Regions from separate parts of the Mus musculus genome. Here regions 1 and 3 are each linked to region 2. The links are chromatin loops, found by intact Hi-C in ENCODE. Cell type or tissue: left cerebral cortex. All regions are shown on one strand.

Evidence for each region. Hi-C counts contacts between places; a loop is a spot of excess contacts. Peaks named below come from ENCODE experiments on the same cell type or tissue, not always from the same donor. Only the 100,000 strongest peaks of a DNase experiment are listed, where the experiment ranks them.
Region 1: a loop joins it to region 2, with 5 times the contacts of the local background. A loop is called at or near these places in 19 of 42 quality-filtered maps.
Region 3: a loop joins it to region 2, with 2.5 times the contacts of the local background. A loop is called at or near these places in 17 of 42 quality-filtered maps.

What each region holds. Positions count from the first base shown.
Region 1 is chr9:37,172,352-37,180,351 of GRCm38, forward strand. No RefSeq gene overlaps it. Among named protein-coding and RNA genes, the nearest start is that of Pknox2, 29 kb to the left of the region's middle. In left cerebral cortex, CTCF peaks have their summits at 4,909 (motif pointing right) and 5,710; DNase peaks (open chromatin) are centred at 3,863, 4,482, 4,963, 5,327 and 3 more places; H3K4me3 peaks cover 421 bases; H3K27ac peaks cover 1,421 bases.
Region 2 is chr9:37,326,477-37,334,476 of GRCm38, forward strand. The region is part of intron 4 of Ccdc15 (coiled-coil domain containing 15); the gene reads right to left. Among named protein-coding and RNA genes, the nearest start is that of Ccdc15, 18 kb to the right of the region's middle. In left cerebral cortex, CTCF peaks have their summits at 1,935 (motif pointing right) and 3,191 (motif pointing left); a DNase peak (open chromatin) is centred at 3,186.
Region 3 is chr9:37,252,554-37,260,553 of GRCm38, forward strand. Slc37a2 (solute carrier family 37 (glycerol-3-phosphate transporter), member 2) reads right to left here and starts at 3,185. Exons shown (of 19, transcript NM_001145960.1): 1 at 2,746-3,185. The coding sequence starts at 2,804. It also overlaps the pseudogene Gm10177. In left cerebral cortex, a CTCF peak has its summit at 3,491; DNase peaks (open chromatin) are centred at 2,720 and 3,444; H3K4me3 peaks cover 1,118 bases; H3K27ac peaks cover 308 bases.

The DNA.
Region 1 (8,000 bases), 150 kb before region 2:
CCATCAAGGGGCAACTGTTTGTCCCCATCCTTCTGTATTCATACCTGGGCTTTAGTTCTTAAATCTTGAGGTAGCTGCTGAATGGAAAAGGGTTAAGGAACCTTGTAGCAATAGACCAGTTTACTCAGAGAATTATTTAGCAGATGCTGGGTGCTGAACCCGTGTTCTCATTGTCAGAAGGCAAATGCTGAGGCAATCCTGTGTGGTTAGAGAAACCTGTACCTTTAAGTTCCACCCATGAGCCACAGACACCAGCTACAGTGTCCACCCCACTGGACAACAACAGTGACCTGAGTTCAGTGTTTTCTTTATGCCACATTCTTTACATAAGCTGCCCTGAAACCACCATAGACACTCTAGAAATCACTGTTGCTATCATCTCCACTTTAGTGATGAGACTATCAATTACATAGTGGCAAATTGACCTGCCCAAGGTCACATACTAAGTAGCAGAAGCTGGCTTTGAACCCAGGCAGTCTGGCTCCAGAATGTTTGTTTTATGTTTTTTGTTTTTTTTGTTTTTTTTTTAACTGTGCAACCCACTTCAGTGCCAGCAGCCTACAGACAGAGGGGAGGCAATGGTTCAGGGCCACAGTTTGCTCTAGCTCGGGACACTGTGTCCAGAATGTATCCTAATAGTCCCTTATATACTATGCTGTCTGAGACCAGTAAGCTGCTTCCTGACTTGGGTTCATTCCTGGAAACAGACTTAGTCTGGGACCCACCGCCAATCTGTGCTTAAAGAGCTTTCTTCCCTGCACTCACACCAGCCTGGGAGACAGTGATGTCCAACCTGTAAACTGGGGGTGCCATGAACAAGATAAATGTGACTTTGTCACAGGCTAAATGTCCTCTCTGCCTCCATCCAGGTTCTGACTGGGTAGAGGAGTGGGGGGTATAAGGAAAGGTAACCTACTTTAGGAACAACAGGGTCCTGCTTCTTATGGTCACTCCATCCCTAGGCAAGGCTCTTTCCTGTAAAGACCAATCAATACTGCCCCATCCCACACCCCCACCTTTTCTGCATCTCTGTCTATAACTGCTATCGATTACAGCCACGCAGGGAAGCAAATGCCAAAATATATCCATCAGTCCAGTCACCAAGGTGGCGAAGAGACTTATTAAGGCCACTACACCTTCTTCTGCTTTCCTGCCTGCTCTAGCTTCCTCTGCCCAGGGGCCATTTCTTTTGGAAGGCCTCCAAGAACTTTGCAGACATGATCTGACGGCTGGTGGAATTTCCTCTACTTGGGGAAAATTTAAACCCAGAGAAGGAGCAAGAACAAGTCCCCCAGTGAGAAGATGAAAACCAGGTGTGTGAAAATGTGTGCTGTGTCTGTGGGGGGTGTGTATGGAAATGTGCAAGGACCTGTTTGTGTAAAGAAAAACCCGAGGACTTAGTCATATCTTAGAAACATTTGGTAAGTATCGCTGAAATTTTTACAAATCAATTCCTTCTGGTCGGTTAATGTCCTTCACTAAGTGGCTTAATTGTAAAATTTCACTTTATAATTGGGTTCATTTTAATGCAGAAAGAGATAGATTTGCATAAGCAAATGACAAACAGTTAACAAAACCCATTAACAGAAAAACAAGGTTCCAAAGAGCCACACACCTGGGTTGTCAGCATGGACTGGAAACCTGGGCAGACTCCCAGTCCAGGCCATCCTGACATCCCTGGCCCTGACTAAGGCAGGGAGTGAACAACAGAGTGCTTGGCCAGGGAAATATTCCAGCAAGGTGAGGTGGGTGCATAAAGGAAGGAGTTTGGTTTGCTAATGAAAACCCAGAGCTGTTTTCCTTGCAAGGAAACTCAGTGGGTTTTAAAAGACCATCAGTCTTAGGCAGCTCTTTGATTTCTCCTGTTGCAAGGCAAAAATAGAGGACTGGCTTCAGAGACTGACTTCCAACCTCCCTCCACTGTGCCACTAAAGACCAAGGACGCTGTGCCTCGGTTTCCCCTGCTATACAGTGAGGGAGCTACACTAGGTCCCATTGGAATAGCTATATTTCAGAACCCTTGCCATCACTGCTCATTCACCCACCTACAAACACTCCTCTTTATCGAGCCCTTGCTATGAGCAGGTGTTACAGATATGACAGAATCACAAAGTGATGGACGGGGTCAGAGTGAGGTGTAATTTCTGGGGAATGTTTGCATAAGCAATGGCAGAGCCTTAGGGACCATGTTATATGCTGGGACGCAAGGGTCTGAAGTACAACCCTACCCTTGACCTTCAATGTGTCTTATAGCTGGAGACAGGATCTTAAAGGAAGTTGTAAGGGTGGGGTTCTGATCCGAGAAGACTGGTGTCTGTATAAGAATTAGAAAAGACGAACTGGGTAGGCATAGCAGGCATGAGTTTAATCCCAGCTCTTGGAAGCCTGATCTACCTAGTTAGGATAGCCTAGGATAGCCAGAGCTACATAGTAAGACCCTGTCGAAACAAAACAAAGCAACAAACACCACAAACAAATGGAAGGGGTGGTTATTTCTCCCCTATTCCCTATACAAACAGGAGAAGTAGTCATCTACAGACCACAAGGAGGGGTCTCAGCAGAAACTAACCTAACTGGCACCTTAACTTTGGACTTCTGGCTTCTGGAATCATGCAGATACTAATTTCTGTTGGGGTTTTGTTGGGTTGGCACACACTAACAGGAGGGAAAGGGAACAAGTGCAGAGATACAGAAGATCAGGTTAGGGCTCTACCAGGCTTCAACAGGGAAGGTTTCCCATAGATGCTGCTGTCTGAAGGGCCAGGGACATTCAGAGGTTAGGAGGGGGGGATACTGGATAGGACACCTGCAGGAGACAATGCAAAGGACGAGCATTGGGTCCACTGGGAAGAACTGAGCTCATTTGTTCTCAGTGCAGCTGAAATGGTCGGAAGAAGCGATGCCAGAACGAAGAAGGGGGTGCGTGGGGGCTATGAGCAAATATGCCTCAAAGGCCAGCAAGCTGCAAGAACTTTGAATGCTTGAGATTTATCCCATGATGCTTCTGATAAACAAATGCCAAGGTGAGTTGTGCAGGTGAAGAGCTGGACAGCTGCTCTTGCCCCCAGGATGGCAAACCTACCTGTCCCTTCTGGGCAGGCTTTGCTTGTTCACACAAAGGCTTCCCTCTTACCTTTCCACACATCTTCTAGGAGAGCCTTTCCTTTAGGTACATGCCTTCAGTTTGACAAAAATCCCTTGTTTCTTATTAATAACCTCTAGCGTTTATTGCGTTAGTTAATGCCAACCAAGCATGAGGCGTTGTTTTAGGGGCTTTATGTGAATTAGCTCTTTTAATCCTCACATCAACATTATGGAGTAGATTCTATTAACTCCAGTTTATGGATGAGGAACCTGAAGCACCAGAGATTAAGTCACCTGCTCCGAGCTACTCAACTAACAGAGAAGCCAAGGTTAAACCCCTGGGGCAGCCTGGCAGTCTGACTTGGTGTTCATATATTCTGTGGTCAGAAGAGAGAAGTAGAGATGGAGGGAGGGAAGAAGAAAGAGAGGTGGGGAGGAAAGGAAGGAGGGAAGGGTAGAGGGATGGAAGAAGGAAAGGAGGGAAGGAGGGAAAGAGGAAGGGAGGGAAGGAGGGAGGGAGAGAAGGGGGAAGGATAGAGGGAGTGAGAGAGGAAGGGAAGGAGACAGGGAGACAGAGAAACAGAAAAACAGAGACTGAGGCTGGGTCTTGGCTAGGTGCCCCTGGCTAGTTTGAGTACAGTAGCCAGGATAAGAACTGTGAACTTTCTGATTCCAGATTCTGGGCTCCTACCCACTTGGAAGTGATGCCTTTTGAGGGACTGGTGAAGAAGCAGATGGCTTTTTATAGCTCCTCAGGAAGTAGATTAGAGAGGCCTGTCACGAGGTCCTTGGAGAATAAAGGAAATCAAGGAGGCCAGCCAAGCAGACTCTGTGGCCAAGTATTTATCATCCTGCATCACTTAGCTCTTACACATTCACTCATTCATCAGATGCTTATTCTGAGCCTTCTGTCTTGGGCACCGGGTTGAGAAAAGCAAGCAGAGGAAAGCAAGCGATTGCTAAGAAAGACCATGGTATACACCAGCCGTCTAAATGGCAGGGTTCATAAATAAATAAACAGAACAAATTATTAGAGTGTGACTACATCTATAGATCAATATATTTCTCTTCATCTACCTATAAGATCTTATAAAGAAGATAGCCTACCCCTGCCTGCAGAAATCTCTGCACCCATCACTCTAAAGGTGGTGCCCATAGAGCCAGGCAGAAAGGATGATGGGAGCATCCTGGGAGAGCAGGTGAGATCCTCTGAGCTTCCCAGAAAGAACATGATGGATGTCTGTACTCCTGGACCACAGATCCACAGCGTCAACACTGAAAGGCTTAGAACAGATGAGCAAACTGAGCAGGAACGGGCTGCTCCAGGAAGCATCACATCTCAAGGCCATGCACATTCGAGTCCTGTCGCCAACTCAGCCCTTTGTCTCCGACATGGCTTGTCCCAGGTTTACACAGGCAGCAGGTGGCTGATACTCTACAGCCAATAGTGCAAGAATCACTACAGCCTCCACACCAGACTTCTGGCCTTTGTGAGTACAGTTGCAAACAATGCAGAAGGAACAGGAAAGAGGAATAAGAGAAGTCACGAAGTTCGATGCAGTCTCTGGTTAGTACACCTGTAAAAATTCCAAATCTCCTTGACACCCCTCTCTCCAACCCACTTCCTAGCCACGAGTCTTACATACAGAAGCAATACAGATTGCTTCCCACAGTGACTTTCTCTCTCTCTCTTTCTCTGCTGCCTGCTCTACCAACTCCACACGTTGTCAACCACTATTTCATCTGCAGATCCTTTTCTCCACGGGTGTGGGATAAGCCCCACAAAGTCCCCCTCAAAGATCAAGGGGGTTGCAGTTCTACTACCAGCCAGCAGGGGACAGTCCTGCTTCGAGTCTCTGTCCTGCCCAACCAGCCCCAACCCCCAGCCCAGTCACAACTCCTTAGAGATGCAAATTGAGAGGCAGCCTTCCTAACCAGAGAGGGCTGCTAATTCTCCGACGAGTATGCAGATTTTCATCTTGCCTTTGCTTGGGTTTATTTGTTTTACTTTGCAATAAATTTAATACAGACTCCCTGAAGCAGAGAGGCAGATGGACTATAAACTCTGCATTTTGAGCAGCCGTACTTACTAGGTTAGTGTGTGTTTTGATCCCTGCTTAAATTATATCTATGAAATTTGACATGGATTTGGGTCTGGGGTTTGCTGGCTTGTTGGGGCCTCTGGAGCTGTTCTTGGGGAATTTACAAGGATTGATTTGATTACCGGAGCTTTAATTTCTCACAGAGGCTAACGAGGAGGCCGAGGAGCCTGGCTGGGCACTATGGGAAGATGGAAAAGCAAGAGAGTTGGGCTTCTATGCGATTCAGTGATGACGTCATTAGCACTGTATCACACGCCTCCTGCAAGGTCTGAAGCCAGACCCCATGGACCTATGTGGGATCCTTCTGCCTTCCTTGGAGGACATGTATGAGTAAAAGTCTTGGGGAACTTGGAGCCTAGGGGAGGAAAACTCAGATACACGCACGTAGGGGTAGATATAACTAAATATTGAGAACAGCACAAATTAACATTTCATATGACTGTACATTGGACTGAGTCGATAGGACAAAGGGAAAGAAATGTAACTGCCCCCTCCAGTGAGGGAAAATGTAACTGCCTCCTCGTGCCTCACACCAACGTTTACAGTCTCCTCCTGTCTCTGCTTCCTCCACGGATCACTGAAGAAAGACAGTGAGTGGAAGGAACCAGGAACAGTATAACCTGGATTCTTGGCTCAGCTTCACCGATTCCTTCTTTGTACAAATATTTGGGCAACATATTAAGCTTGCCCGGCTTCAGCTTCTCTGGCTGCACAGCAGAAATCACCTGGTTACCACGAGGAAGATAATGTTGATACGGATGTACAGGACTGGACTGTTAAAAGTGAGTCCTGGGCAGACCCTCCATGTTCCAGCTATGCAATCACCACGATTAGAGCCAGAAGGGCCTCCTCCAGAGGAGCACTGTGAGTGCAATTCCTAGGCCCTGTCAGGGAGTAGGACATTCCCTGGATGAGTTGGGTCCACCAGTCTAACAGCGTGTGATGGTCATCTGTCTTTCTAGGCTCACCTGTTTGCACAACTTGCCTGATAGCCAGAAGGAGAGGGTGGGCATCTGGGAAGCTTCTAAAAGAATCTAGAAGATTCCAGGGATTGCTCCAAAGAACTCTAAGGAGGTCTTGGATTGATGTGGCTGAAGGCAACAGTGCTATATAGACTTAGACACCTCCCCACACCCTCATTCACAGAACCCAGGCAGAGCCACAACTGAGAGAGGAGAGGAAAAGAGAAGGACCTGCCTTCTGCCTCTCTCCTCTGTGCCTGTGTGCCCTCCCTTCAGGTCAGAGGCATCAGGGAACGATGGGGCCCAAGAGGAACACGTTTGAAGAGTGAAAAGCAGAGAAGCAAAGATTTGGACGTAGTGGAGAAAGGAGACAAAGAGGAGAGGGCAGATAGGGCACAGGAGAAGGGGCAGTGGCATGTTGACACTTATTAAACTTTGGAGAGAGTCAGCTGCTAGAAGGGAGAGGGGAGAAAGGAAATGCCCAAGCTTCACAGAAAGGAAGGGGTGGGCACCCAGGATGGGGAGGCTGGGATTAAATGGAAATGAGGGGCTTGGTCACCATGGAGAAAGGAGCTGGAAGCTTTGGCAGCGGTTTGTCTGTTAGCAGGAAAGGCGGGGGATCAAAGAAGCTGCAGTGTGTCTATGCACACACAACCGGGTTGGAAAATGACTAGCTGGATTCCACCCAGAGCTGGGGATTGGGGGAGGGGAAGGAGTAACTGGGTGAATTCCTTCTAAAACAATTGTTCCCCCACACACTCCAGGCTGTGGCCCCAATAAGGCCTGAAACTAAAACTGTTCGTTCTGAAGATTTTGTTCAATTAAATGTGGTGTGGCTTTGTCCTACCAGCAGCACAGGTAGGTTGGGGTTTGGAAACCCAAGGCCTGTAGCGGAAACTGAGGAAGGAAATGGCAGCTGAGGGGGAGGAGAGAGGAAAGTCAGATGCCACAGCAAGGATAACACAACCAGGTGTCTTGGTTCTCACAGGCCCTGGTGAGGAGGGGAAGATAGCCATCAAGTGGAAGCTTCAGGGCCAAGGGAATTACTACCCGTTCTCTAGAACTGTGCAGGGCCAAAGCACCCTTAACTGCCTGCATCAGGTCTCTCCCTAATTTTTTGGGAAGGGGAGAATTGAAACAGGGATTTTGCTGCAAAGGTCAGGTTGGCCTTGAACCTGCGCTTGTCCCTATCTTACAGATTGCTGGGATTCTAGGCATGTGCCACTATACCTGACTCTAGCTCTCTTTCAGAGCACTCCTCCCTCGGGGGTAAGGGGCAGTGGGAGAACTCTGCTCTCCCTTCTAGACCCTGCTCCAGGTGCCCAGGCTGGATAAGGGATGGCTATTTAGGTAAGAGTAGAACCGAGTAGGAGTCATGCACCAGAAGGGGTGATGGATAGATCCAGGACCAAGGACCACAAGGTTTCCTGGAAAGCAGAGCAATGCTACAGACAGGAATTGGAATGAAGCGGTCTGGACTAGGACCTCCACTTGTATCCTGGCACTGGCCGGCATGTGGCAGCCCCGAAGGTGTACAGTCTAACTCGGGGCAGTGAGCATGGCAGAGGAAAGTAGAGAGAAACTGGCTTACAGTTCATCTTGTTCAATATTAGGAACTCGGTATTTATAAAATTTCTCTCATTGTTCACAAATTCACATCTGATTGGCTCCTCTCGCCCAAGGCTTAAGACCTAAGAGGACTACAACATGCTGAGGAGCCTTAACCACATTAGGATCAAATTGATAGTTTCCAGCTATAGATGGCATTGTAGGAAATAAATGAATAAGAAGAGTTTATTTGAAAAGGTTCTGTGCCACATGGGGAATGAGGCCATATTCATCTGTGCTGGTG
Region 2 (8,000 bases):
AGCAGTCCAATAGCACAGAAGATACTTCTAAGACTTAATTGACAAATGGGACTGCATGATACTAAAAAACCTTCTATATAGCACAAGAAGCCATCAGCTGGCTACTCACCTGGCAGAGGATTGTTACCTGGAATCTATAAAGAACTGAAAAAGTTACACCCTACAAGAGGGGATCTTGTGTAAATAAATAAAAGGACAAATGAACTTCAGACAGTTCTCAAAACAAAAAATACAAATGGCAGGAAGTATCTTTTCAAATGCTCAAAAGTCTTAGGTATCATGAAAATGCACATTAAAAAAAGAAAAACTGCTCTGAGATTCCATCTAAACCCACTCAGAATGCTGGCAAAGATGTAAGAGGGAAGGGCCATTATATTTTTGGTAGAACATAAACTGCAGCCACTATGGAAATATCAGCTGGAAGTATCTCAAAAACTAAAAATAGAACTAACAGTGATCTAGCGATAGCATTTCCATGAATACACCCAAAGGAAACCAAGTCAGTATGTCACAGAGAGTGACACAGCCGTTTTATTACTACTCACTATTTACAGTAGCCAGGATAGCAGGCCTGCCTAAGATTTATCAATGAATGAAGAAAATACATGATAGATATACACATTGGAATTGTATAAAAAGGAATCCATAAAAAGGAATGAAATGCCATTTGCACATGGGTGGAACTAGAGATCACCATGCCAAATGAAACAAGACTCAAACAAATGCATTATCACATTTTCTCTTATATACAAAATCTATTTACACACAAAATCTGTGCACACACATGTGCATGTGAGCACCACATACATACACACAATATGAAAGGAAAGGGGATTAAGAAAGAAGAGGAGGTCTAAGAAGGAGAGAAGAACAAGGGGATAATAAGAAAAGAAACAAAATACCACATTTTCACTTCTAAAGAATCTAGGTTTTAGAGAGAGCAAAAGTAGGGAGAGAGAAAAAGAGAGGCAGGCTAGCAAAAGGAAGAAGGATACAGTAGAAGAGAGCAATAAAGAGCAAAACATAACAATATACATAAAAATCTCATAATGAAATTAATGTAGTATATTAATTATATACTACCTAAAAAGTTATTTTTAAAAACCAAGATAGCAAAATCTTCAATGAGAAACAGGAAACTAAAACAAACCATGATAGTCTGAAAAGAAACAACGCTAAACTGCACGGTCTAAAGATGAATGTGTTATATGGTAAGAATGAAAATTCAGTTAAACAACCAAGAATGAAACCACAGCATCCAAATCTGTAAGGATAAATATCTGTACTAACAAAAGGAGCTGTGGTTACTAGTTTCCGTTCCTAATTACATGTGGCCATTCAATAGGTAGGGGATATCAAGCATTAGAAGGAGGTTGGATAGTAAGACAAAAAGAAAAACTAGTCAAAACACATTTTTTAAGAGTTTACTACAGTTAAGTTATTATTGTTGGTTTTTTTAGTGTGTGCATGTGAGCCAATGCTTGAAGGACTGAGGACAACTTGTGGGAGTTGGTTCTCTCCTTCCAACATATGGGTCCCAGAAAACAAACGCAGGTCACTGGGCCGGTGCCAAGCACCTTTACCTGTTGAAACAAGTGTCCCTACCAAATCACAGTCGAAATATGAAGGCCAGAAGCCCATCTGCAGAAATTGATTTTCTCCTTTCACTATGTGGGTCCTTGAGCTTGAACTCAGCTCACTCGGCTTGGCAGTGAGTGCCTTCCTACACTGAGCCACTGGCCCCTAAAAATGTTTTTTATTTCATCTTTTTAAAAAATATTACAATTATTTATTTCATACACTTGAGTGTGGTTTTGCTTTTGTTTTTTTGTTTTGATTTTTGTTTTTTGTTGTTATTTTTTTTAAAGATTTATTCATTTTAGTTTTATGTGCATGGGCATTGTACCTGCACGTATGGCTGTTAGCCATGTGTGTTCAGTGCCTGCAGAGGTCAGAAGAGGGCATCAGATTTTCTGGAACTGGAATTACAGACAGGTGTGAGCTGCCATGTGAATGCTGGGAATTGAACCTGAGTCCTCTGGATGAGCAGCCTTAACCTATGAACTAACTTCCTTCCTCCCTCCCTTCCTCCCTTCCTTCCATTTAAGGGAAGTGTAATTAAGTTAATAAAATGTAAGCATATTACCCAGATTTAGCATTAACTCCTAGACAACCCTGCTTTTCCAATAACCCTCGGCACCCTGTGGTTTGAATGCCAATGTCTCACACACGCTCATGTTTGGATGTTTGATCCCTAGCTTGAGGAAGAAGCTTATGAAGCCTTTAGAAGAAGGAGCTTTGTTGGAGGAAGGAGGTCACCGAGGTGACCTTGAGGTTTTAGCATAGCTGCATTTCCTAGAGACTTTGCTTTCTGAGTGCAGGCATAATGAAAACAGCCAGCCTCCCCCTCCTGCCACCATGCCTTCCTTGCCTGCTGCCTCATGGACTACTGCCCTGACCTCTAAGCCAAAATAAATAAGCCTTTTCTCTAAGTTGCTTTTGTCAAGGTATTTTATCAAGGCAACAGCAAGATAATTAAGACAACAGCTGATGCTTATATTATCACGTATAGTCCAGATGCCAAAACATTTTGTCCTTTAATATTTAAGCATCAGATAAGCTTTAAAACCCAATGCTGGCCAGGCCTGGTGGCATTCCCTAGGCAGAGGCAGGCAGATGTCTTTGACAGCCAGGGCTGTTACAAAGAGAAGCCCTGTCTTAAAAAAAGCAAACTGAACTGAACTAAACTAAACAAAACAAAACTAAACTAAATCTAATCAATGCCAGAGGCTGGAGAGACAACTCAGCAGTTAGGAGCACTGACTGCTCTTCCAGAGGGCACTAGTTCAAGTCTGAGCACCCACAATAGCTCACAACCCTCTGTAACCCCATTCCAGGGGTTCCAATGCCTTCTTCTGGCCTCTGCACGCACTGTACACACATAATGCATAGACATGTACATACAGGCAAAATACCCAATCATATTAAATAATAAAATAAAAAGTTAGGAAACAAAAACTTTAAAACCCCAACCCCAGTATTCTATTTTTCTACAGCTTAAAGAAACAAAAACGGAAACGTTCACTAACATTCAGAAACTAATTGTGTTTGCCATTATTTAATCAGTCCTAGATAAAGCAAAGGAGTTAATGCATTAACAGTTTCATTGGCTGGTTTCACAACGACATCTAGTGGATTAAAAGTGCAATAGCAATAGTAAGAATAAAAACAACTACTGGCTGTGTGGGCAAAAGTTCATAGGACCAAATTAATAATAAGTCACCCAACATCCTTTGTAAGTCAGCTCTTTCCAGGAAATAAAAGCAGGGGAGAAGGTATACAAATTTTTAAACTTTCATTTCATAAACTTTCACTTCATAAACTAAGATTCTTTATAACCTGATTTCCTACCTCACCTCATTTCTGTTCTTTTCCTTCATAAAATACTAACTGGAGGCTTCATCACTTATTGTAGACAAAACCAAGCATATTACAGATTCTACACTTTTTACTGTTCTTATCTCAAAACGTCAAATTTATCAATTCAGTTCAGCATACCAATTGAAAATAAACAGTTCAATTCTGTCTCTTGCAGGAATTCTCCCTGTACTCTTCCCTTATAATTTAAAATTTTAGAGTTCCCATGGCACAACCTTTGGAGTATAACAGACTATAGTATATCTCTCTGGAAAAATAAACCCATAGAGGGTCCTATTTCACATGTTATTAATATCCCCTACAATGCTTAACACATATAATGTCTTCCCTTATATGCTGCCTGATGTGTTAAAGCCAGAAGAAGTCCTATTACAATGAAATTTATAGTGAAAATCATGATGGCAAAGACGGAACCTATCCTTCACTCTTATATTGCTTATAATGTATCCAGTGCCTAGTTTAATAAATTCTTCATTTTTTTCTTTTCTTTCTTTTTTATTAGAGTCTACATGGCCCAGTATGGCCTCAAACTTTATATATTTCTAACCTGATTCCTGAAGGTTAAAATTATAAGTATATATCACCATGTCTGGCTCCTATTTATAAACTTTAAAAAGACAATTAAAATAATTATAAAAATGATTACTACAAATCACACAATGCCCCCAAAACAATGAAAAAAGTTTGGGGTAAAAGAAATTTAAAAAACAAGATTTGAAGATGATAGCATGTCTCTCTTAATACTCTCTCTACTTATACATAGATGACAATTCAATAATGACCAAGCATTGTGGGGAATGAGGAAATTCTGAATGAATATTGCTGAATGGACACAGCCATGTCAAGGACCCAGTCTTAGGGTTTTACTGCTGTGAAGAGACACCATGACCACATCAACTATTATAAAGGAAAACATTTCATTGGGGCTGGCGTTCAGTTCAAAAATTTAGTCCATTATTATTACGGTAGGAAGCAGGCAGGCAGACATGGTGTTGGAGAGGTAGCTGAGAGTTCTACATCTAGATTAGCAGACATTAAGAAATGACTGCCATACTAGGTATGGCTTGAGCATCTGAGACGTCAAAGCCTTCTCACAGTGACCACTTCCTCCAGCAAGGCCACACGTCCTAAGAGTGCCATTCCCTAAGGGGGCTATTTCCTTTTAAACCATCACATTCCACTCCCTGGCCACTATAGGCTTGTAGCCATATCAAAATTCAGGCATGCATTAAATCCAACTTCAAAAGTCCTATGGTCTTTAACCGGCTCACCACTGTTTAAAAGTCCAAAGTTCAAAATCTCTTCTGACATTCATGCAATCTCTTAACTATAACCCCCTATAAAATCAAAATGAAAAGCAGATTACATATTTCCAACATATAATGACACAGGATATACACTGCAATTCCAGAAGGGTAGAAAGGGAGCATAGTGAGAAAATACCAGATCAAAGCTGTTGGGAGCCGCGCCCACATTCGCCGTTACAAGATGGCGCTGACAGCTGTGTTCTAAGTGGTAAACAAATAATCTGCGCATGTGCCAAGGGTATCTTATGACTACTTGTGCTCTGCCTTCCCCGTGACGTCAACTCGGCCGATGGGCTGCAGCCAATCAGGGAGTGACACGACCGAGGCGAAAGAGAATGCTCCTTAAGAGGGACGGGGTTTCGTTTTCTCTCTCTCTTGCTTCTTGCTCTCTTGCTTCTTGCTCTCTTGCTTCCTGCACTCTGGCTCCTGAAGATGTAAGCAATAAAGCTTTGCCGCAGAAGATTCTGGTCTGTGGTGTTCTTCCTGGCCGGTCGTGAGAACGCGTCTAATAACAATTGGTGCCGAATTCCGGGACGAGAAAAAACTCGGGACTGGCGCAAGGAAGATCCCTCATTCCAGAACCAGAACTGCGGGTCGCGGTAATAAAGGTTCCCGTAAAGCAGACTGTTAAGAAGGATTCAACTGTATGAATTCAGAACTTTTCAGCTGGGGAACGAGAGTACCAGTGAGTACAGCTTTACGAGGTAAGTCTGACCTTGAACTTTCTAAGGAAATTCAAGACAGTCTATCAGAAGTAAAGTGGAATATGTTTGGCCTTGAATTTTTTCTAGTGTTAGAAGCCCTTTTGTTCCTTTTCACATGTTATCAAGTGGTTAAGATAGGGCGGATTCTAGATGAAATTCAGGACAAGCTATCAGAAGTAAAGCGGGGAGAGAGAGTAGGAGCAAAGAGGAAATATGGTACACAAAATAAGTATACAGGCCTTTCCAAGGGTCTTGAACCCGAGGAAAAGTTAAGGTTAGGTAGGAATACCTGGAGAGAGATTAGAAGAAAAAGAGGAAAAAGGGAAAAGAAGAAAGATCAATTAGCGGAGGTCTCTAGGAAAAGGAGCCTGTGCTCATCGCTGGATGGGCTCGGGGAGCCAGCTCTTAGTAGTTCTGAAGCAGATGAAGAATTCTCCTCTGAGGAAACAGACTGGGAGGAAGAAGCAGCCCATTACCAGCCAGCTAATTGGTCAAGAAAAAAGCCAAAAGCGGCTGGCGAAGGCCAGTTTGCTGATTGGCCTCAGGGCAGTCGGCTTCAAGGTCCGCCCTATGCGGAGTCCCCGCCCTGCGTAGTGCGTCAGCCCTGCGCAGAGAGGCAGTGCGCAGAGAGGCAGTGCGCAGACTCATTCATTCCCAGAGAGGAACAAAGGAAAATACAACAGGCATTTCCGGTCTTTGAAGGAGCCGAGGGTGGGCGTGTCCACGCTCCGGTAGAATACTTACAAATTAAAGAAATTGCCGAGTCGGTTCGTAAATACGGAACCAATGCTAATTTTACCTTGGTGCAGTTAGACAGGCTCGCTGGCATGGCACTAACTCCTGCTGACTGGCAAACGGTTGTAAAAGCCGCTCTCCCTAGTATGGGCAAATATATGGAATGGAGAGCGCTTTGGCACGAAGCTGCACAAGCGCAGGCCCGAGCAAACGCAGCTGCTTTGACTCCAGAGCAGAGAGATTGGACTTTTGACTTGTTAACGGGTCAGGGAGCTTATTCTGCTGATCAGACAAACTACCATTGGGGAGCTTATGCCCAAGTTTCTTCCACGGCTATTAGGGCCTGGAAGGCGCTCTCTCGAGCAGGTGAAACCACCGGGCAGTTAACAAAGATAATCCAGGGACCTCAGGAATCCTTCTCAGATTTTGTGGCCAGAATGACAGAGGCAGCAGAGCGTATTTTTGGAGAGTCAGAGCAAGCTGCGCCTCTGATAGAACAGCTAATCTATGAGCAAGCCACAAAGGAGTGCCGAGCGGCCATAGCCCCAAGAAAGAACAAAGGCTTACAAGACTGGCTCAGGGTCTGTCGAGAGCTTGGGGGACCTCTCACCAATGCAGGCTTAGCGGCCGCCATCCTCCAATCTCAGAACCGCTCCATGAGCAGAAATGATCAGAGGACATGTTTTAATTGCGGAAAGCCTGGGCATTTTAAGAAAGATTGCAGAGCTCCAGATAAACAGGGAGGGACTCTCACTCTTTGCTCTAAGTGTGGCAAGGGTTATCATAGAGCTGACCAGTGTCGCTCTGTGAGGGATATAAAGGGCAGAGTCCTTCCCCCACCTGATAGTCAATCAACTGATGTGCCAAAAAACGGGTCATCGGGCCCTCGGTCCCAGGGCCCTCAAAGATATGGGAACCGGTTTGTCAGGACCCAGGAAGCAGTCAGAGAGGCGACCCAGGAAGACCCACAAGGGTGGACCTGCGTGCCGCCTCCGACTTCCTACTAATGCCTCAAATGAGTATTCAGCCGGTGCCAGTGGAGCCTATACCATCCTTGCCCCCGGGAACCATGGGCCTTATTCTCGGCCGGGGTTCACTCACCTTGCAGGGCTTAGTAGTCCACCCTGGAGTTATGGATTGTCAACATTCCCCTGAAATACAGGTCCTGTGCTCAAGCCCTAAAGGCGTTTTTTCTATTAGTAAAGGAGATAGGATAGCTCAGCTGCTGCTCCTCCCTGATAATACCAGGGAGAAATCTGCAGGACCTGAGATAAAGAAAATGGGCTCCTCAGGAAATGATTCTGCCTATTTGGTTGTATCTTTAAATGATAGACCTAAGCTCCGCCTTAAGATTAATGGAAAAGAGTTTGAAGGCATCCTTGATACCGGAGCAGATGAAAGTATAATTTCTACACATTGGTGGCCCAAAGCATGGCCCACCACAGAGTCATCTCATTCATTACAGGGCCTAGGATATCAATCATGTCCCACTATAAGCTCCATTGCCTTGACGTGGGAATCCTCTGAAGGACAGCAAGGGAAATTCATACCTTATGTGCTCCCACTCCCGGTTAACCTCTGGGGAAGGGATATTATGCAGCATTTGGGCCTTATTTTGTCCAATGAAAACGCCCCATTGGGAGGGTATTCAGCTAAAGCAAAAAATATCATGGCAAAGATGGGTTATAAAGAAGGAAAAGGGTTAGGACATCAAGAACAGGGAAGGATAGAGCCCATCTCACCTAATGGAAACCAAGACAGACAGGGTCTGGGTTTTTCCTTAGTGGCCATTGGGGCAGCACGACCCATACCATGG
Region 3 (8,000 bases), 74 kb before region 2:
TATTTAGAACTGATTATGTAACCAGGGCCTTGCCTGGATGTTGTAGTAGACCAGGATGTCTATTTAATATCAACTATATCAGCCCCTTTGAAGAGACTGAGGTTCATTGTATGGAGTCAATACTAATAGATCACTCCAAGGAAAGTGGTTTTCTGAGTTCCCTGTCTTACAGGTAGAAGATGTCAGTCAGTTTTTCAGATCTAAAAGCCTTATGATATTTGGGGGGGGGGGTGTAAAGAAAGAGGAATCTGCCCAAATCTATAGCAGGTAAAATCTGGTAAATCTTGGCATCTTATCTCAGGGCAGTAAATAGTAAAATATCTATTTTTAAAAAAACAATGCACGGCTACTTATGAAAGAATGGGGAGGGTTCTCTCCTGAGCTACGTGTCTCTACGCTCTCAATCCGCCATCCAACAAACATGGATCAGGTAATGCAGTTTGTGGAGCCCAGCCGGCAGTTTGTAAAGGACTCAATTCGGCTGGTTAAAAGATGCACCAAACCCGACAGAAAAGAATTCCAGAAGATTGCCATGGCTACAGCTATAGGATTTGCTATCATGGGATTCATTGGCTTCTTCGTGAAACTGATCCATATACCCATTAATAACATTATTGTGGGTGGCTGAGTCCTTCTCATCATGGGACGAGTGAGCCAGAGCGGGGGAAAGGGCATGAAGTAAAGCGTTGCCTGAATGCTGTGTGGTGTTTTGTTTCTTCCTCCTTCCTATGAGGTTTTCTACTTCTCAATTAAAATAATTTCAAAATAAACACTTTTTCCATAACAGAAAAAAAAAAAAAAAAAAAAAAAAAGAAAGAATGGGGCAAGCTCAGTCGGCAGAGCACTTGCTGCACAAGCTGAGCATCATCCTCAGCGCCCACCTTAAGGCCTGACAAGGTGGCGGCTGCATCTGTGCCCCCAGGCCTGGGAAGGCAGAGACAGGCTGGAGCTACTTAAAGCTCCGTGGAACTCGCTGGTAAGTTCCGGGTCCCAGTAAGAAACTCTGTCTCAAAAACTAAGATGGATGGCTGCTGAAGGCAGACATCTGAGGTTGACTTCTGGCCTCACAGAGACACACATGCACCACCACTGCCAAAGGACGGGGACGGACACACACCTTAAATTTTTCTTAAAAAGATTCCTTATGAAAACTCCCAAGAGCACTGATCATGACCTATTTGGTTAATTAATGTTTTTGCTGTACATAAGTAAACCATGAGATTAGATCTAAGGAGACCCACTTTATTGTGTGATCAAAATTTTTTCTTAGAGATTAAAAAAAAACAAACCTGAAATGGAGTCTACAAAGAAAAGGATGTTTTACAGAGAGAAAACTTTCCAGATTATCTGACTCTAGTCTGTCATTTATCCTGATTTTAGTTTTTCTTGACATTGAGCAATTTTAGTCTCTGAAGTTGCAGCTAATTGATAAGTCATATAAAATATGTCCACTAGTGAGACAGCTTCAAGAGTCTTAATGTATAAATGAGCTTATTTATATTATGCTTTTTAAAATTGTGGTAAAATATACATAGCACAAAACCTTATCATCTCAACCACCTTTAAATGTAAAGTCAGGGCAGCTAAAGTCAGGGACAGCAAGTGTACTGTGCGCCCATCGCTACCATCCACATCCACCTTACGGCAACTCTCCCCTCCCCTTGAATTCTCTTTCTACCCAATTATGACATCTTCTAGCTCCTTCATTATGAGGGCAGTACACGCTCTCACTCTCGTGTTCATCTCCTTTTGAGAGACATTTTCTCTCTTTCTGAAAACATAAAACTGTTTAATAGTTCCAAATGTAGAAAGGACCACATAAACCATCTAAAGAATGTTTTAGATGATTATTAGCCTGAGAGACCTTGAAACAAAATGACTTATTTTAAAACCAGGCCAAATTGATGACTAAGTATCTGCCCAATCTGACCCTTAGTTTAGTTTGAGAATTTAGATTTGAGATTGCTGTGTCATCTGTTTTGTTTTTGTTTTGTTTTTTTTAGAAGCCAGCAACTGGCTATTTTGTTAAGTTTTATAGTTTATAAATGACGGTAACTAACAAAATGTTTTAACACTCTTCCTTCCCCACCTCTTGCAGACCAAGTACACTGCTCCAAAAGCTCAATGGAGATTGGCTAAAACCTCTTCTCCCAGCACAAGGGTGACCTTGTGGTCCTGGGAGCAGCTGCTGTCAATGCCAGCTCATGCTTTTAAGGGTGACCACCCAGTGTTGGAGCAGCTGCAGCTCTGATCCCAGAGATCTTGCCCTAGCTAGGTATCCCTGAGACTGGAAGGGTCAGACAGGCTTAATAGAACCAGTGATTTCTGGCTTGTTAACTAATCTAATCAATAGGGGCCTTAAGCTCTCTGGCTCCATTTATATTCTACCAGTTCTTGGCCTGGGTTCCTCAAAGGCAAATCCGGATCCTCCAAATACACAGATAAGACTTGGAGGCACTCCACAGGTACCCGCTTGTGCGCTTGTGTTTGCAGATACGGGGTGGCAAACCAAAAAGGATGAAGACTCCTAGGCACCCTGTTTGTTCTTCACCGGGGTTAGACAGAAGTCTGGGCTAATGTGGAATTAATAGTTCTGTGTTACTAAACTTCCACGCCTGCGCCACCGAAGGAGCCCTGCCAGATAGAACTAGAACCCCATCCCCCACTCCAGGGACAAGCAGAAACATCCGCCGCCCGAGCAAGTCTCTGCGCGTCTTGGCAGCCTCCCTCCCCAGCCCTGCTCACCAGCTGTCCCTAGAGAAGGCGCGAAGGAACCAGACACCAGGAGCCAGGGAGGACCGCATCTTGAGGCGCCGGCACTCGAAGCTGAGACTATGGAGGGTGCAGAGCCGGCGCGCGTCCCGGCCAGCGGCGGCAGCGATTTAAATGCCCCGCCGACTGGCCCGCCCCAGGCAGGCCCATGGCCAGAGCCTCCGCCCCTTGAACATGACCGGCCTGCCCTCTAGGTCGCGCCGAGTGCAAGTCCTAGCTATCCCTCTGTGCTCACTAGCCACTGTTTTCTATGTACTGCCATCTGTTTTCTCGAACTTTCTCTCCTAGTCAGAAACCAGCAGTCTTGAGTTTCCTGGGGCTCCTCTTTCTTGTCTGGGCTTTTCCATTTCACTACCCACGAGGGGATGGGGAACTGAAAACAGCAGTCCTACAAGTCATCAACTCTGTGTGACGTTGGGTTTCCTGCAGTGCTACCTGTCTTGAGCAGTTCTGTGCCCTGACACAAAGCAAATCCGGTGCTCTGTGTAAGTGAACGCAGTGGGACCACCGCGCTGACTCATGATCTGCGGGCTCTCTTTGGGAGCCCTGGAAGTGTCTCAGGGAGGAAAATGATCCCCAAACCCACCTCTCAGGTTCTGGTTCTGCTTGCTCAGACGAATCTGAGTTCACTGAGTCTGCTGGAGCTTTCCTAAAGCTCCACTAGCCAGTAACTAACTATGTTGCCAATACTCCAATCTCCACTTTCCAGGCACGCAGCCAGGTGGCAGTGAAGAGCTACAAGGGTCTTCCGTGCTCATAAAAATGACTGCCTCTAGCTTAAAGATTCAGAGTAAATTTCCACCTATAAAAAGAAGCTGCGACGAGATTCTTGTGTACGAAACCAAGGGCAAAATACTGAGGGTGGAAAGGGAAAGTATTCGCCTCAAAAGTAAACTTTTTAATAGTACATAAAATAGGAATGGGTTTAGCCCTTACCCCACCCACTCCTAACTCTTAGGAGTGTCCAGTATTCAGAGCAAGGTCAAGGAGGTGCAGTAACAACTCCACCAAACAGTGGACTCAGGATAATGGGCTTGGCTTGTCAGCCCTGGTATCAAGCAGAAAAAGGGTAAGCAGAGTTATAAAACCCTTGGATAATACCAGCAGTTGGGAGTATGGGTCTAGTGCCAGAAATAAAGGCAACAAGTCAAGGGCAGGGGTAAAGGATTAGAGGAAGGAGAAGGCAATAGGCAGGAGGCACAAATGCCATGTCGTGTAAAATGCTGGAAACCAAGAGTATCATGTAGTACAATTCAGTGAAATCCCTAAGTACAGGGTCTAGGGAGATGGCTCAGTAAGAGCACTTCCTGTGCAAGCATGAGAACCGGAGTTTGAATCTCCAGCATGCACATAAAAAAGCAGGCATGGCTGCCCAGGCCACTGACCTCAGCACTAGGAGAGGAAGACAAGTAGAGCTTGAAAGCCTCACTGGCCAGCCAGCCAGCCCCCCAAACCGAGTGTCTGTTATTCAGTAAGAAACCCTGTTGTAAGACAATAATGGAGAATGACAGAAGACACTCAGGGTCCTATTCTGGCCATCATATGTGCATACACAGGCAAATGTACCAAATAAAATAGACATACATACACACACTAAATAAATAAACTCCACATCCCTTTTTTACCATTTAGTGAAGTGGGGCATACATGGGTATCAAAATAGGTAACATGACTTTAAGCTCTCATCTGCCCTGGGCACTTCAAACCCAGGTGGCAAACACTCCTGATTAAACAGAAGACACACAGAGTGAGCTGGCATCCTCAGAATGGCAGCTACTGATTTCTAGAGGACTAAGAGAAGGATCTGGTTGCCATACAAATGAACCAAGGAAGCTGCAGCCATGCGAGGTTATTCAGTAAGTAGACATCAGTGGAAGAATGGAGAGACTATTGCCAGCGCTTCTGTGGTGCTAGCTAGACTTCAGCAGTGGAAGACAGCTGTCTCTCCACTTGAAAGATAGTCACACTGTTTGTTTCACATGCTTTTCTAGAGGTGTGCTGGTATCTTCCATAGTTGCATCTGCTGAGTGCTGGAACTGTACGGTGCTCATAAGCTCTTACTCTAAGTGCTCTGAGGCTGTAAGAGTATGTATGCCCCATTATGTGCCAACAAGTACTAAGGAGCAGAGCTCAAACAGTCTTTGCTGCCTATGGATTCGAGCCATGACTCCCTGTCCAGGCATTAGGATGGCACATGGGGCATGTCTATCACTTGCTCCTGTAGGTGACCTGGATGCTCTCTGCTTCCTGCTGCTTGAGACTGACACAGAGGGATATTACAACCCAGGTAATCCTTCTCCCCACTAACAGCACCTCTCCACTCCTGTCTCATCTTCCTGTTGTATCTGACACCCCCACACAGCATGTTCTCAAACCCTGTGAGATGTGACCGGTGTTTGAAGAAATGAGGAAGGGAGGAGCCACTCAGTCAGCCACCAAAGGAGAAGATCCTAACTCCTGACCGGCAGCCCTCTAATTACTTGGTTCAGTATTAGGCACGTGGGATGAAGACACTCAATGGTATTAGCCATTTTAGCCACCAAGTATCAGTTTCAGCTGCTTCTGAGTTTCACTGATCACCCATGCGACTTTCTAGGCTTTCTGTTTAGCAATGAGTGTCTTCCTTGGTTTTATGGATGGGATAAAAGGCCTTGAATGCTCCTGAATATTAGCGACCAAATGCCAAAAGAAGTTACTAGGCTGAAGAACATAAAATATCAGCACACACACACACACACATAAGCATTACCTTAAAAATGCATTTCCCTTCTTCCATTTCTGTCTTATAAAGCAGACAATAGAAGAACTTTGTCTCAGGAGATGTGACCCAATGGGCAGGAAGTCAGGATATTGGAAGAAATATAATACTAGGATTTTTTCATTGAGAGATGGACACTAAAAGTACAAAACACTACTTAGAGTCAGGATCGATTCTTATTCTCAGTTTCCATAGCTACAAAACATGGACAGTAACACCTGCAGTATGAGGCAGATGTAAGAACTATAAGTTACTTATATGAAAATGTGTAATAGTGCCTGACATGTTCAGTAATTCTTGTAGGTAGAGAAATTATGTGTGCATTAAACATCGGATCAGAGTTCTTACAAGAGCTGATGTGTATAGTGGCACAGGTTTGTCTTGCAAAATCCTTCACAGTGTGCTTGTGTACAAAACAAACCTATGCTATGTCACTCAATGAAAGCTACCTTTCTGAAATGTCTATCCAGGAAAAGCTCTGCCTTGATAAAAGTAGTTACAAACAGGGTTTCAATTCACCAAAGACTGGACTGGTGGTAAGTAGTATCCTGAAGAACTGGCTTCCCACACCACATCTGCTGCTGCTCCTGTATCCAGCCTCCTCAGGACACTAGTAGACCAGCAGAACGGAAACAGCACAACCTCAAAGTCCTTATAGAAGGGGGAACAGTGTGGCATGAGTGCTTAATTTTATAATTGTTCAAAGTTGCTTTGTTTAAGGGAAAACTAAGAAGAAGCAAATGGCAATGGTAAGAAGGAGTTTGTCTCCGTGACCTAGTCTCATAAGTTGCAGATGGTCTTTGGATGAAAGTAATAATTCATCCATTTACCGATTTAATAAACATTTGCTCAGTGTCCGTTCTATGCTAGGCAGAGGACAAAGTGATAAGACAGGCTTAGTGCCTAACTCCAAAGAACTTACAGCTGAATAGTTCAGAGATGTATAGCACAGTCCCACCTCAAGGGTAAGTTGGTAAATCGATGCAAACAAGAAAGCACACTACAGAGTGTATTCATACAGGTAAGGATAATCCCGAGGTGGGATCAAATAGTTCTTAATATCAGAAAGCTTCACTATATGTAACATGCTCAGATTTGAGGAATGGCTAGCTGCTTACCATGTAGAGACGATGAGAAGGTGGGAACCAGAGAGCACATCTGCAAAACAACATACCACAAAAAGCATGGTACTGAAGGAAATTCTGCATAGCTGGAGGGGCACGTGTGCATAGCACGTGTGCACTGTGGAAAACTACAGAAGTTATGACTGTTCTTAACTGTAGTGAGACAGTTAAGAGCAGTGAATGACCATGCTAACAGGTTGAAATTGTATCCTTTGGACAACAAGCTGTTATGATAAGAGGGTTTCATGAAGGGTTCAAAATACTGAGCCTAGTGGTCCGTATTTGAAACCCCAGCACTTGGGAGGCAGAGGCAGAATTCTAGGTTAAACCTAGGCTGACACAGACACTGCCAGGAGGGAGGAAGGGAAGTGCCTAGAAAAGTTAACCATGTCCAGTCCAAGGACCAAGCAAACTGCAGCCAAGCAATAAGCAGCCCACTCCGAACAAACACAGAATACTATCGCTTTTCACTCCTGTTAGCCAAGACTGGAGGGGACCTAGATTTCTGCTCACACCTGTCTACAACAGATCCCCATGCCCTGAGGTGGCATCTGAGAACTTCAAACTCGAAGAAACCTTTACCTCCTTCCAGTGATGATGAGTACTCCAACTCATACACCAAAGTACTGTTGGAAGTCCAGAGAAGGTCCATCCTTCCTCCCACATGACTGCCAATAGAGGCCTAGTCAGAATTCTCACCCATCTTAATAGTAATGAGGTGTGCTTGGTCCCACAAGGGTAACAGTGAGGACCAAGTAGGCAACCTCCATTTTTACCCATTGACACCTAGCAGAGCAGGTCAAAAACAAACACATGACCCCCAGAACATACTGTCATTTTCCTAGGAAATGTAAACTGCGAGTCATTAAGATAGCTTAGCAGGTAAGAAGACACTTGCTGCCATGCCTGAGAACGGGACTCAGTCCCTGGAACTCACATGATGGAAGGAGAGAACTGACTTCCGAAAGTTGTCTTCTGATCTCCACATGTGCACCATGGCACACACATGCATGTGTGTACACAGAGTCATTTTTAAAGTTTGAAATGTGGGCTCAGATGGCTCAGAGGGTAAGAGCACTCCCTGCTCTTCCGAAGGTCCTGAGTTCAAATCCCAGCAACCACATGATGGTTCACAACCACCTGTAATGAGATCTGATCCCTTCTTCTGATGCATCTGAAGTTAGCTACAGTGTACTTATGTATAATAATAAATAACTCTTTGGGCCTGAGGGAACACGGTTGACCAGAGTGAGCAGCGGTCCTTAAAAGAAACTCAATTCCTAGCAACCACATGAAGGCACCAACCATCTGTACAGCTACAGTACACTCATATCTACATAAAATAA